2 separate regions of the Homo sapiens genome follow, and region 2 is linked to region 1. The links are chromatin contacts, found by Hi-C in ENCODE. All regions are on one chromosome and are shown on one strand. The core of a region is the stretch at or near the end of the contact, and the rest is flanking DNA. Distances in the headings are between cores, read along the strand shown.

The links. Hi-C counts contacts between places; a loop is a spot of excess contacts on that map. Pooled maps may share reads with other maps.
Region 2: a pooled map shows a loop between it and region 1 (2.4-fold over the local background). The contact joins the promoter of OR51G1 here to the promoter of OR51T1 in region 1. A Hi-C loop is called at or near these places in 1 of 50 pooled maps.

What each region holds. Positions count from the first base shown.
Region 1 is chr11:4,877,303-4,885,240 of GRCh38, reverse strand. It overlaps OR51T1 (olfactory receptor family 51 subfamily T member 1), which reads right to left and starts at 3,341. Exons shown (of 1, transcript NM_001004759.3): 1 at 2,358-3,341. The coding sequence starts at 3,341. The coding sequence ends at 2,358. The region is part of intron 2 of MMP26 (matrix metallopeptidase 26); the gene reads right to left. It also overlaps the pseudogene OR51H2P.
Region 2 is chr11:4,921,404-4,929,341 of GRCh38, reverse strand. It overlaps OR51G1 (olfactory receptor family 51 subfamily G member 1), which reads left to right and starts at 5,003. Exons shown (of 1, transcript NM_001005237.1): 1 at 5,003-5,968. The coding sequence starts at 5,003. The coding sequence ends at 5,968. All of the region lies in intron 2 of MMP26 (matrix metallopeptidase 26), which reads right to left.

The DNA of each region.
Region 1 (7,938 bases), core at 2,092-4,591:
TTTAATTATATATATGACACTCATAATCAGAAAAACTCCAAATATATAAAATACATTGCATAAAATAACAAAACACAAATTCGTAGCCTATTGACAATTACCATAGGGGTGGAGTATATTGTTGAAATTTTTTCTTTTTAAGTGAAAAGATTACATTTTTAGTCAGGTATAAAAACTACATTTTTGAGTAGTAGAAGATTAATACACACAGCAGACTGCTTTATGACTGCCATAAAACTGGAAGAAATATCACACATTTTCACAATTGTTCATCTAAAACCTCTGGAATTCAATTACATTTTATACTTTAAAGAGCCATATATCTCTTGAGGTATTACCCTGCATTCAAACACAGCAATATTTCTGAAGGGAAATGAGTGAAATAAATAAATTATGATCCAAAAATATGTTCACACAAGTTTCTATTAGGCTTTTTAGCCAATAAATTATGACACCAAACTTAAGAAAGAAAAAAAATACTGTTTTTCCAGATATTTGGAAACTTCTCCATTGCAAATAGAGGATTGTAGATCTGCCAAGGTGAACTTTTAGAAAAGTCTTCAAAAGAAGCAATCGTAAAGCCAGAGACATCTGAAATAACTGATGCAGAAAAGTTTGGATGGTTAGATTAGTGTGTGTTCTGGGACGTCTGCTCTGCCACAAGTTAATTTCAGGGTCAGAGACTCTGCCATAGTATGATACTCTCTAAGGGAAATTGTATGGCGTCAGATGTCTAGAAACTAGATATATCTTTGGCTTCTTGCACTTTTGAATAATAGTTGTATTTTTTTCCTTTTGATGAGGACAGAACCAAAGAGACATTTATTTGGCAGCAATATGAGAACAAAAACTTGAAAGGTAAAATACTGAACTGTGGTATAATAGAATACAAAGACTTCCCGCTGAGTGCACAAGGCAAAGAAACATTTTAGCTACAATGAGGGACTTGGAGTTTGAAAAACCGAATTTTACTTATAATTGCATACTTTATAGGACGGTCATTCACTTGTTTTTCCTCACCTAAAAAGTGTGTGAGTCCCGCCACACACTCTTATGTAATCTCAATTACCTGAGTATAATGCATGAAAGGAAACTCATGCAATTACTTTTAATTATAAATGATATGTGATTATTGTTGGTAAAGGGGATTGGAGCCCAAGCGAAGCAAAATCACAAAGTTGTCAGTGCTTGAGCTGAACAACATAGCTTGAAAGAAAACTGAGGTCAACAAACCAGATTGGGAGTGGTGTTCCCTATCTGCCAAGGAACAGGAAGTTTATATAAGGGGAGGAGAGAGGTGGCTCAAATCAGAGTAACTGCTTGGTCCACAATGCTCAGACATGAGTTATCCTAGGTAGGATGAAATTATCAAAACTGTGGAAAAAAATGTGAAGAATTATCTCCAGCACCCTAACAACCCTGTGCCTGAGTTTACTTCTTCACAAAACAAATATTGTTAATAAAGGCAATCTAGAAATTTCCTATTCAAAAGCATCAAAGCTACTGTGCAATTCTAGAGTGATGAGTATACCAGAAGGTAGAAGCAGTCAATAGCTAGGTAGAAAATTAACAACCCAAGAAACAAGAGCAAATAGAAAAAAGCTGCAGTTCTGAGAGTTAGCAATGGAGTAGCTATGGAATCAGGATTAGAACTATATTAGAATATATAGGCAATGAGAAAACAATGAAAGTCAATGTGTAATTTTATATATTGGATGGATTGGAGGTATATAAAGTACTAACTAAAACTGAAAAAATATCACTTCTATAAGAAGAAAAGGGATTAAAGAAAGATAGAGGTATAGGGAGTATATTTGTAAGGATACAGCACTCTCTAGAAGTGACACCAGGAACTGAAACCAATGTACAAGATTTTCCTAAAGTTTTTAATTATAACTTTCTACGTGTGTGCCTTTGTGCACATATGTAACTTTTCCTTTTACCAGCTCAAGTAACAACCTTCATTGCCTCACTGGAAATATCACCTCAGGGAAAAAAAAAAATTGTTCAGCTGGATGTGAAAATAAAATTTTAATTTACTTCTGGTCTAAAAATTACTGTCTTAAAGGAGATAAAGTTTTCCACTATATTAAAGTGACTAGTCTGCTTTTATATGCACAGGAGTCATGTCATTGTTTAAAATGGTTCAGGGACATATGCTCAATTAATTTGGTTTAAATTATGGTATTAAAAATTAAAAATAAAACTCTTTGATAAGCTCAGGGGAAAATTACTGTCTTCTTCCCACTCCTAAAATTCAATTGGAATTGACTCAGCAACCAAAACACCTGTGGATAAGACTGCCCCAAGTCCCTTTCTTTCCAAAGCATAATTCGTGTCCTGACAATTTCCTACCTTCAATCCCATCTTCCCCTAAGACCCCTCACATTAAAACCCCATGAACCCTTGGATTGGAGCAGCTGGAACATAGCCTGGCGGATTGTCTTGGTCTTCAAGCTGTAAATGATAGGGTTCAGCACAGGTGGTAAGAGCAGATAAATATTGGCCAAAGTGCTACAGAGCACCCTTGGGGTGGAGTGGAAGAGGCGGTGTGCCAAAGAGAGGCTGATCAGTGGCACATAGAAAATAGTGACTGCACAGATGTGACAGACACAAGTGCTGAGAGCTTTTTGTTGCTTCTTTCGGGCCACAATGCCCAGAACAGTACGGAGGATCAGGACATAGGAGAAAAGAATAAACAATACGTCAGTGCCATTCAGGTAGAGCTGAAGAAACAGTCCCCAAAAACTGCTGATCCAAGGTTTGGAATATGTGTATTTGATCACTTCTGGGTGGTAGCAAAATGGATGGGAAAGCTCGTGACCCCCATGAAAAGACACAGTGTTTATGGCTACAAGAAGGGGAAGTAAGAAAACTGCTGGTCTAATGCAGATGACCAGCCCTATCACCAGGACCATCCTGTCTGTGAGGATAGTAGCATAGTTCAGTGGGTTACAGATAGCCACGAAGCGGTCAAAGGCCATGGCTACCAGCACCGAGGACTCCAGCAAGGAGAAAGCATGCACAAAGAACATTTGAATGAAGCAAGCTTTAAAGCTGATCTCCCGGGCATGAAACCAGAGAACACCAAGCACAGTGGGAAGGGTCGTAATGGTCAGACATAGATCAACAGCTGCCAGCATGGAGAGGAAATAATACATGGGTTTGTGGAGTCTCCGCTTAGTAATGATGACAAGAAAGATCATACTGTTTCCCAAGAGGGCAATGGTGTAGAGACAGCAGACTGGAATGGAGATCCAGACATGAGCACATTCCAGCCCAGGGAATGCAGTGAGGAGGAAGTTTGAGGAAGACGAAGTGGTGTTATTGAATATTGCCATGGTTGGTTGAAGACACTGAACTATGAGGAAAGAAAAATAATTAAGATTCTTTATATATATAGCATACATTTTATTAGTCATTTTATATACAATTTTAAATTTAAGGTAGTTATTTTTCTTCTGTTTTAAAGAAAGGAAATGGACCCAGGAAGGTTAAATAGTATATCTAGGCTAAAATAGTTCAATACAGATTCAAATTCAAAACCAAATTTACTAACTCCAAAGTCTATTATTTTTTACTAAACTTCAGATGATCAGAGAGGCCAGGCTAATGAGACAATTTGGATAGCTGAATGTTGTAATTTCCTTCCTTTAAAATACAATTTTTTAATATCCTTTTATACTTGTATATGATGTACAGGAGGGGTAGAGATGAGAAATAAGCAAAATAGAGAACTATGTTCTCATGACTCATCTAAAGAAGAATGTTTGTGGAGTCCAAGTGTTTTTAAAATTATGTATAAAAGTCTACATATGTTTGTATTGTTTTTGTCTTCACGTGCAGATGAATGCAGAGGGCATTTGGGGGTGCAAAAGTAACTGAGCGATGAGATGCTTATAAAGCAGATATCAGTTATCCTCTGTTCTTGGAATGATATCTCATAAAGGCAAAGAAATGACACTGGATAATGCAAGGCGGTAAGAGGAGAGGAGACAGTGGTTCCGTTTGCTGCTGGGGAAATCTTTCCTGTGGAATGGAGACAGAAGAAGAAGCAGAGGGCTTTCTCTCTGTGAGGTCATACACTCTGGAGCCAGTGGTAGGTCAAAGTTCAGTGCCTAAATTTATCAAGGTTTTCTCAACATTGCTGGCTAACCAGAGCAATATATTAGTGCTTTCTCTCTTCAGGTACAAGTCTCCATCTGACTGGCCAGGAAGAAGGTAGCATCTGCCCATTCATATACAGAAGACCAGGTGAAATTATTTGAATAACACTCACTCAACTCAATAACAGAGTGACCCAAAGGTCAACATCCCTATTTTCTGGCATCAGTAATGTTACAGACCCATCCTCTTCATTTACCAACCCCTACCTTCTGTTAATTTGTTAACACTGAATTATATTTCCTCCACAATTCAGAATATACCCTGAAAGTTCCCTGACATATTAAGCTAAAACTACCCTCTGCTTCAATCTTTGCCCCACATTTTGCTTGGACCTTTCCCTTGGTGCTTAATAATGAGGCACAACTGATATTGGTAATTTATATATCCAAGTACTGTGTTCTTCTGCCAGAAGTTTGAGATTCTTGAAAGTTTGGGAATGCACGTTTTTAATCTCTCAATGCTAGTTACTAAAGCAGGATCAGGAAAAACAGAAATCTTCATTTAGCAACATTGATTGATTACCAAACAATTATGGCCACAGAAAGGGAGTTTTGAGTCCTATCGTCTTTTGCCTTTTTCTCTTCTTTCTCCTCCTGTCTTCTCTCTCCCATCTCAATTTCTTCCAGTATCTGTTACACCCCTCCCTTTCTTCATCCCATCTTACTTGTAGTTCCCATCAATTTATTGCTTTATCTTCTTCCTCTCCTTATCTTACCATCCCTCATTTTTAAAAAACTCCCCCTGCCCCACTTCAGTTTTTTTCTCCACGTTTGCACTCCCGTCTTACCTGGTCACATCAGCAGGAAACACCACCAACTTCTCTTCAGTCCCATAACAGAGCAGGGACTAAACCAGCTTCCAAAAGCGAGGGCTTTATAGGCAGCCTAGTAGAGTCCCCAGGCAATGGGGAGCATTCTTGATTAGTAAGCATTCTGGTTGGAGTGAGTGATGGAACCCATCAGCAACTCAGACACATCTCCGAGACTTACCCCCAAACCCTGCTCCCAGGCCCAAGCAAATCCCATCCATCAAGGGCTGGGAGAAGAGCCCTAGCCCTGGAGGCAGACAGTAATAGATATCTGCTAAGACTGCCTGCCTGGGTCAAATAACTATAACCATTCCTCTTTACCCAGCCTTAGGCTAAGGAATCTCAGCCAGGAAGGCTCCCTGAATGTCAGAGCTGGATTAGGAGAGCAGAAAGAGTCATCCCATTGTTCTCTGTTTTCAATATATCCTCTTCCTAAGAGGTCTCATTACTCTCCTGGCCATTCCTACATCCCTCCTCTTACACAGGAACTCCTCCTAAGAACCCTTCCGATTCAAGTCATATCTGGAGCCATCTACCTTCTACGCATAAGTAACTTAACATTTGATGAACACATAATATGCTTCAGAAACTATATCTTTCAAACGCATTGTCTTAATCAACCTTATGAGTTAAGTATTATTACCTATTATTTCACAGCTGAGGAAATTGAAGTTCAGAGAGATTTTTTAATAACTTCGCTGTCTAAAAGTTAGCAAGTTGCAGAAATGGTACTCAAGCCTATTTCAGAAATGGTACTCAAAATTTTGAAATAAGTCTTATTTCAAAGCTTTCCATCTTAACCATCATGCTATACTACCTTCTAATGTCAACTGTTTCCACTCATATCTTCAGGAACTATGGTTTAAATTCATTGTCCTTAATCTGTCGATTTCATAGATTGATTCCCAACTGTGTGCCCACATATGGTTTAAGCTTCATTTAGACTGGAATCCAACTATTCACAGTAGACAGTCAATTAATAATCCTGATTATATCTAATCTACCCTGGCTTTTTGTACTTTCCCCTGTCTTGAGACAGAATCTCTCTGTGTCACTGAGGCTGGAGTGCAGTGGCACGATATCGTGTCACTGCAACTTCCACCTCCTGGGTTCAAGCAATTCTCCTGCCTCAGCCTCCCCAGTATCTGGGATTACAAGTGCCTGCCACCATGCCTGGCTAATTTTTGTATTTTTAGTAAACATGGGGTTTCATCATGTTGGCCAGGCTGGTCTCAAACTCCTAACCACATGATCCACCCGCCTCGGCTTCCCAAAATGCTGGGATTACAGGTGTAAGCCACCGCGCCCGGCCCTTTTTGTTTCTTGAAACATTTTCCAAATATATTCTCACTATATACGTATGAGTCACACTGAGCAAAGGTGCTTATCCCAGTGAGTATCAAGGAAGATCAAGTAACTTTATAAAGTTACACATCAGGTAATGCTCAGATGCATAAGTAAACACCACCCTCTTTCCCTGGTTCCTATCAGTGAAGATGAGTGACTGAAAATTTCAGATAAGATTTATGAATATTAAATAAGAACAGAAAGAATAGGAAGTATTAAATCAATCTTAATAAAGTATAGTTTTCACTAATTCAAAAATATATATTAAGTGTCACCATATGGTCTAAACTACATTACACACTTGAGGTATGATGAAGTGGGATAAAAGGGTCCCTGTTCATATGGAGTATATATTAAGCACAAGTCAGAAAAGCCCTCTGAACAGAAGTGAGGCTGAGGTTGAGATCTAAAGCTTATATGAAATTTCTTATTTTTCCAACTCACTGAATGCACCATTTTCTCAAACTCTGCACATGCTATTTATTTTTAATATTTTTTCTGATTCCAACCCCTTAAATATGTATACCTTATGTTATAAAATATATAAATAAATACACAAATAAAGGCAAAAGAAAATAAATGTTCTATGTTCATCACTGAATACCAGAGTGATTCTAATGGACTAAGCAGTCCGGATAGATTTCTCAAAAAAGTTATTAAAAAATGACATACAACAGAAAACTACTCAACAATAAAAAGGAATAAACTACCAATACATGCAATAACATAGGTGAATCTCAAAAGCATTTTACTAAGAAGCTAGACACAAAAGACTGCATAATGCAAGGTTTCATTTGCATGCCACTCTGGAAAAACAATCATTATAGGGAAGGATTGCCAATCAATGCTTGCCAGTCAATGTTTGCCTTCTGTTGGGTGATAATAGAGTAGTTGACCACAGATGGGAAGCATAAAGAAATTTGGGGAAGTGATAAAATTGTTCTGTATCTTTGTTTCAGTGGTGGGAACACAACGCATTTGTCAAAACTTGTAAAACGATATACCAAAGTGAGTAAATTTTATTATACATAAATGTTTGAAAATTTATATACAATTTTAAAGTATAAATGTTTATGTTTTATCAAGCTAAAATAAATTATTGCTCTCATGAAAACCATTATGCAATTTCATATCACTACCCATTGTATTTGTACTATTTGATACGGCAGCTACTAGTTACATATGACTACTTAAATTTACATTTAAATCAATTAAAATTAAGTACATTTAAAATTCAGTTCCTCAGCTTGCACTAGCAAAATTTCAAGCAATTAATAGCCATGTACAGCTACTAGTTACTAAACAGCAGAGAAATAGAAAATATCCACTTCTGTGGGAATTTCTATTGGATAGTGCTGTATTTGATACTCTTCTCTAACTTGATTGCATTTACTTGGAAATAGTAGATGCCATTAAGGGCTAACCCTAGCCCCACAAAAGGCCTGGACAATCTGCTATCAGATCTGCTTGGTCCTAACACTGTACACAATGGGATTGAGCACAGGAGGGAGAAGCAGGTAGATATTGGCCATGAATGTGTGTATTAGTGGTGACAAATGCTTCCCATAGCGATGAATTAGGGTCATACCAATGAGAGGCACATAGAAAAGCAGCAC
Region 2 (7,938 bases), core at 3,754-6,253, 42 kb before region 1:
CAGAAATAGAGTAAGTTTGAAGCACAAACTTTCTTTTGCCAAGCTCTTTGCAGCTAATGGGTTTATTATAAAATAACGTTCTCAAACAGTGGAATAAGTCATACCATTCCCATAAATGATGTGTTGTGCACATGTACCCTAAAACTTAAAGTATAATAATAATAATTAAAAAAATAAACACAAAACACATTGGTTTTTCTCTGCTGCACATATTTTTGGGTTTACTTAATCAAATAATTTCTTTTTGACTCCAGACTACTTGTAGCTAGTAGTTTCATTCACTTAACGAGCTTCGGCAGAAGTAACCAAAGTGTTTAATTTTTTTAAAGAAAGTATCTAGAAGGGCCAGCATTGTCAAATACATTGCCCACCAACAATTGGACCTGGAAAAAGTTAGCTACATCTGCATCCTTGTGTTCCATTACATTTCATTGTATCAGTGAGGGCCCTGCCTGCTCTCTTTTTAGCTTTAATATTCCACTGCAAATGGTCAAGAAAAGAGAGATGGGATCTCACTGGTCATTTTTCAGATTTACTAATGTGTTAAAGCGAGAAGTGTGTGCACTGCACATGTATCCCACATGGCTAGATGAAGCTGCAGCAGAACCTTGAAGTACAAAGAGGAGATCTAGCAACCCATCCTAGCTCATTTTACTGCTATTATCTAAGACTTACGTGAAAAAAAATAAAAATTAAAAAATCTGAGACAGATCTAAAACTGGTTGGGAAACCAAGACAAGTATAAATTAATTCCAATCCTGGAAACTGAAGATTATGCTCAATCTACTAATTATTTAAATAATTGTGTTACTGAAAACCCATTACATTTCAGCTATTCTGTTCAGATGTTTATTCCAATTGTTTACATTGATTTTGGAAGAATACCTGATACAGACGTTGGTAGTTAAAATGGGTTGGTGAACCATTTGAAGATATGAAATTGACATTTAGAGTATAAATTTCTGAATTATGACTCAAACTACATGTGTATTGTGGAGAAAACACAAAGAATGGCCAATGGTAATGAAGAAACCTGTGGTTTTTAGATGGAAGGCTGAAGAGAGCTCTCCTTCTCTCTAAACTCAAACCAAATTATATTAGCAGTAAACTCTGAAACAGGAAGGATGTCTGATAGTGTACTAGGATCTGTGTAAAAAAAAGGAGGAAAAATTCCTTTTTTAAAGCATAAGAAAATAATCTCAGAAAGATTAAGTAATTTGTCCTAGGTCATATAGTCACATGGCTAGAAAGTGTTGGAATCTGAATTCTCTCTCTCTCTCCCCCCTCGACCCTCTCCCCACACGCCACAATACTGGTCTTCAGGCCTGGCTAGGTCTTTCTCAACCAATTTTCCAACTTGAAATGCACAACTAGAAACATCCTAACATCTTGAAAGTATCATTTAGTATCCCTTGCCCACAGATCAGGCATGATAGATGATAGATTCCCCTCTTAACACCTGATTTTTTAATCTCATTACTCAAGTATTGGGGTTTCCCAGCCTCTTGTGACCTCTGTCCTCAGAAAAAGCCATGAGAACTCGTCAGGGAATTCTCAGACTTGGGAAAGGCCCCTGAGGAGAAGCTTTTGGGCTCTTCAAAAAGACCTTGAGTCTAAACGGAATAGTCTTGTAGCTGAGCTACCATCAAACCTGAGCTCTGGATGGAAGTATGTCCTCCAAGCCCTTTTCTCTCCAACTGTCACGGCTCAGGCATGCATTGCAAGCAGAAGCACATAGAAAACAGTCAGAACACATAGATCCCTAGTCACAGGGAACCTGAGCCACACACTGAGCTCTCAGTCTTAGCTGTTTGCTAAATCCCCTCATCATGTCAGTCAAGGCAGTTTTGAGGGGCAAATGGACTTGAGATTGACCTGTGGTTCTAGTCCTAGCTTTGTCATTCTGTGTGATCTTGTAAAAGTCATGTTTATCATTTTGTTTATTCCTTGCTGCCTGTCATCTCTTTTCTCTTCATTCAAAGCACTAGTTTTTCTACCTTCCTCACCTTAAATTGTATCATGACAATCAGAGTGGATTTGACAGCACTTTGTAACAATTAAGCTCTATACTAAAATAAGGTCATGATTGTACTTCGAAGATACTTTGGAGACTGTCATAAAGACAGATGCTGATAATAGTTAACAACATTGTATGCAACCATATGAGGAACAGGAGCCAGAGGGAGTCAGAGTCTCATCAGGATCATTGCCCGGCCCACCTCTTTTCTGTCTGTCATAAACCCTAGGATGACATTCATTTATTTCAATAAATTAGAGCTGAAAGGACAGTGGTGTCTCATGCAGTCTAGTGGAGGAAATCAGATGATACTTCTCTGATCCACTAATCTGGAGGTAAGTGCCATTGAGAAGAAAATGGACAATAGCTGCACTAAAAACTATTCTGTGTAATCCCTATTGCATTTCATCTCTTTTTATCCATTCACTCATACATTTATTCAACATGTATTGAGCAGACTTTACTAAGTTCCAAATCTGTGCTAGGCTTGTGAGCTCTGATGATGCAGCAATTCCATTTCTTGGGTGTGAGTCATGATGTGCTTTTATTTATTTTTTTTCCTCATACCTTATACACTTGCCTCTTACCCATATCCAAAATATAATATGCAAGGACTATATTTTGAAAGTGAGAAAATAAATGGGATGGAATACTATGATTGCAACCTCTCACTAGGTAGGCAGAATGACTTTTCTCTGTCTGGAGACATAAATGTGAACATAGATGACCTCCAAAGGTTTCTGGTATTTCTCAAACTCTGAAATGGCTCAGAGTAAGATAGAATCAAACCAGCTTCACTATGCCTGCTGGCTGAAAAGTCATACATATATTTAAACTTTTACTTGAATTTCTCTTTTATTGATGGAAAATTTTCTCTTCTTTATTGCTATTTCTTATTAAAATATGTTGCCATTTTCTCACTTAATGAATGCTCTCTCTCCCATAAGGGCTTGCATCACTGCCTAAACTGCTCACAGCAAACTCTGCAAATCCTTTGATATCTACTTTTTCCTTCACAGCCCAGTTCCCCTCCAAGTCTCTACTTCTTTCCTTTATTTCTTCCTCTTTCCTTGCCATCGTTCTTTATATCCCTTTTTTTTGCTTCTCATTTGAAATCATAAAACAAGAATGGTTTTATTCTTATATTAAATTGTTATTATTTTATTGTTATTCATTTGGATTTGAAATGTGAGTGGCAAAAGCTACAGGGATTGTATTCTTTCTTCAGTAGAGGCCCTTCAATGTGCTTCTACTTTGCCAGGAAAGAAACAGAAGCTTTTTGAAAGAATGTTCTCAACTTCCTATCTTTCTTTTCTAAAAAATCCTAATATTCTCACCCATCTGTAGATTTTCTCTCAGAGGGAAATGGCACAGAATATAAACTTTTTACTTAATCCTCCTCACCCACTAATAAGGTAAGCCCTTACAATGCTTTGCCAGTCTATTAAAACAGTCTCTGAAAAATTAACAGTGACTTAGCCATTGTAAGTAAAATGTCTAAAAAACAAACAAACAAACAAACAAACTTGTCCTACTTCATTTTTTTTTTTTTTGTAGTTAACAGTGGTGGCTTGGTTTTATTGACATTATGTACTATTACTTTCATCCTATTTCTCTGATTCTCCATTCTCTGTCCCCTTTCTAGTTTTAACATTATGACCTGCCCTCATTTAAAAGTTATCAGTTTTATGAACTGACCCCCCATCTTTCCTTTTCACCATTCATCTCCTAGGGACTTTCTCCATACCCACGGTGCATACCTGTAACTCAAGCCCTCAGTCACACCACAATCGCTACATATAATATCCTCTAGACCCTCTCCCCAGAAATTTCTCTTTAAATTCAGCATATCCAAACTGGACTCGGTCTCTAAAACATGTGTCTTCTGTTGCCATCCATCTTGACTTATTGAATGGTATTCATATAATGGAAATGTCTATTCATAGACTTTTCCAAGATAGGAAACGCATGGGATTTTAAATTTAATTTTTTTAATGTTCTCTTCTAATGGCTAAAGTACTGTGCAATAGTAGTGGGAAAATACGGTTTAATGTCCAATAACATAGACTTTGCAGTACAATGTCAGGGTTTAAATTTCATCCCCAACACTTACTTGCTCTGTAAACCTACCCAGGTCACTTTACCTCTCTGCGCTACAATTTTCTCACCTGTACTATGCTCCTAAGAATAGAACTTACAAGATAGAACTGGTGTCAGAGTTGAATGATGTAATGCACATTAGGCATTTACAAATTAACAGGCTCACAATGCATTTAATAAATGTTATCTTTTAGGATTTTAATGCATGTGACAATGTACTAGTCACACTACACTTATATATATATAACACAATAGAGCATTTTTCAATGCAATTGAATAAAATTTATGAAGGCAGAACAAAGGAGAACTCAGTTCAGATATTACAGGAACAGACCTGGATACCTAGATGTCATATCAATCCCAGCCCCACAGGCAAAACTCACTCTGAATGCCTTCTGGTTTCGTTTCCTCATTCTAAACCAAAGATTTCAGGCTTTTCCTGGTGATTTCAGATTTTTCTCCTTTGCTCCTTGTGTTTCAAACCTAGTGTAAATCTCTTCTTCCTTCCCATCTCTAGATCCAGTCCTGGCTTAACTGCCCTGCTATTAAAGACATACATCTCGTATCATATCTCTCAGAACGAAGTCCCAAATTCCCCTTTTCTAGAATTGTTTTCTGAAGTCCAAGATTCTTCCAAGATGTTCCTTTGTTCCAGGCTTCAGATTAGCCTACTATTATTTGCCTCCTCATCCATCAAAAGTCTCCTTCCTAGACCCAGTAGAAAAGGCTAATAGATCAGCCCCCACCCAGTTCTCCCCTATGCCATCTGCAGATGCTTCCTTACTGGCTGATCTTGGGACATTTAGGTGAGTGAGAATTCAGCCTTGTCACTTTCCAGGAATCTCATTCTATATTCCAGGTTTCTGAGTCCAAGATTGTAAAGCTATGACAATTCTTCTTAATAGCAGCCTCCAAAGAGCCACTTTCTTCCTGACGGGCTTCCAAGGTCTAGAAGGTCTCCATGGCTGGATCTCTATTCCCTTCTGCTTCATCTACCTGACAGTTATCTTGGGGAACCTCACCATTCTCCACGTCATTTGTACTGATGCCACTCTCCATGGACCCATGTACTATTTCTTGGGCATGCTAGCTGTCACAGACTTAGGCCTTTGCCTTTCCACACTGCCCACTGTGCTGGGCATTTTCTGGTTTGATACCAGAGAGATTGGCATCCCTGCCTGTTTCACTCAGCTCTTCTTCATCCACACCTTGTCTTCAATGGAGTCATCAGTTCTGTTATCCATGTCCATTGACCGCTACGTGGCCGTCTGCAACCCACTGCATGACTCCACCGTCCTGACACCTGCATGTATTGTCAAGATGGGGCTAAGCTCAGTGCTTAGAAGTGCTCTCCTCATCCTCCCCTTGCCATTCCTCCTGAAGCGCTTCCAATACTGCCACTCCCATGTGCTGGCTCATGCTTATTGTCTTCACCTGGAGATCATGAAGCTGGCCTGCTCTAGCATCATTGTCAATCACATCTATGGGCTCTTTGTTGTGGCCTGCACCGTGGGTGTGGACTCCCTGCTCATCTTTCTCTCATACGCCCTCATCCTTCGCACCGTGCTCAGCATTGCCTCCCACCAGGAGCGACTCCGAGCCCTCAACACCTGTGTCTCTCATATCTGTGCTGTACTGCTCTTCTACATCCCCATGATTGGCTTGTCTCTTGTGCATCGCTTTGGTGAACATCTGCCCCGCGTTGTACACCTCTTCATGTCCTATGTGTATCTGCTGGTACCACCCCTTATGAACCCCATCATCTACAGCATCAAGACCAAGCAAATTCGCCAGCGCATCATTAAGAAGTTTCAGTTTATAAAGTCACTTAGGTGTTTTTGGAAGGATTAAGTTAGAGTAAAGAGAGGAAGTTTTGGACATAAAGCCCACAGGTTTCTGTTTGTTTTCAGCTGTGCTGTGGCAAAATAATAAACCGTTGACTGTCAACAAAAAGGCAATTGGCTGTGCAACATAAGGCAGTGTGACCAGGAGAAAGTTACTTACCTCTCTGTTCTCCAGTTTCCTCAACTGCAGAATGAGCAAGGAAATAATTATAATACCTTCCTTCCTCATAGGGATGTTGTAAATATTTAATAATTTAGGTAGTTTTCTAACACAGTGTCTGGCAAATATACAATTTTCAATAAATATTAACCATTATGATTGGACAAAATCTAAAACAGTACAAAAGTTTCATCTTTCAATTCTCTGGCCAGTGTAATTTCATTGATGATTAACTGTTTAAACATATTTTTATTTATTTATTTTTATGTTACTTTATCATAATTACAGATTTTATTCATTTACAACATATTTGTACATATCTATATCCACACCCCAGGCAATGATTTTTCATGATAGTCTTTACTAAACATATGCCCACAAAATTAAGAAAAGGAGGAGACACCCTGGGAGTTTAAGGGAAGTTATCAAATTGAAACAGCACAAAATTATGCATGGATAATCCTCAAAAGATGTAATTGAGATTGAGGATTATCACCTGAGTAACTGGGGAAAAGCCTTGATTTCTTCCTTTAGATATGAAGGTAAAAGAGTAAAAATGTAAAAGAAAATTATGTGTTATTTTGTGCTTATTTGTAAGACGTTTCTCTCATCTCTGTATCTAGCCATATCAAACAAAGTCTGCATGAAGAAACAAATACTGCTGTTTTTCTTTCTTGGTGTATTTTGATATTCCTTGGCATATAAATCTGCTGTGTCATGCTTGTTTGTGTTGGTACATATATCCTAGTTGGCCAGTTTGTGTGAATTCATTTCTGTACATTATCACATATATCTAGATACATAGGGAGTGAACTTAGTAACTCTTTATATATTCATGTAGGTATTTTCTGCTATGACTTTATGTGGAGTCATGAGAAGGAGAGGGTTTTAAACAGCAATTTCTTCTCTTTCTAGTTACCTTGTCTTGACTCTAGATTCCAGAAAGGAAAGTCACCAGAAGGAAAACATAAAAATGTGAAATTCACCATGAAGAAGAAGTAAATTTAACTAGTAGAGCTAGAAGCAAGTTACCTACACTAAAAATTATCAATTAAGTTGATCATTTTTTCATATGCTTGTTGGCCATTAAGTGAAACATCTCAGAAACAGAAAGTCAAATACTGCATGTTCTCCCTTATAAGTGAAAGCTAAATAATGTTTACACCTGGACATAGTGTTCGAAATAATAAACACTGGTGACTCAGAAATGTAGGAGAATGGGAGGGCAGTAAGGCATGAGAAATTACCTAATGGGTACAATACACATTACTCAGGTGATGGTTACAGTAAAAGGCCAGACTTCACCACTATGCAATATATCTATGTAACAACACTGCACTTGTACCCTTTAAAATTATACAAATTTTTTAAAAGCAATAACTTTTAATAAAACTTTTTAAAAATTAATAAAGATCTATTTTAGAGCCTCTTCTTTCCCTGTGAAGAAGACACCAAAGAAAACAACTGCAAACATAACCGCTTTTGCATAACTTTAAATAAGTGCATATGATCATGAATACATACAAAGGTACACAATGGCTCGAGTATTTTAAATATGTAGATTCATACAAATATACATTCTCGTGAAATACCAAGTTTTGATAAGATACATGCACTGAACAACAGTGCTTACATGCTCACACAAGTGAAACCATACAGATCTGCACATGCATGCATATGTGTCCCAAATTAGAAACCTTCCGTAACTACACTTTTTCTTAGTACAGTGTTTCCATACTGGATGAAGCCATCAGCCTTTGGCCAGTGCATGACTTGAATCCCTCACGGATCTGCCACTGTCATTTATTTTATTTTAT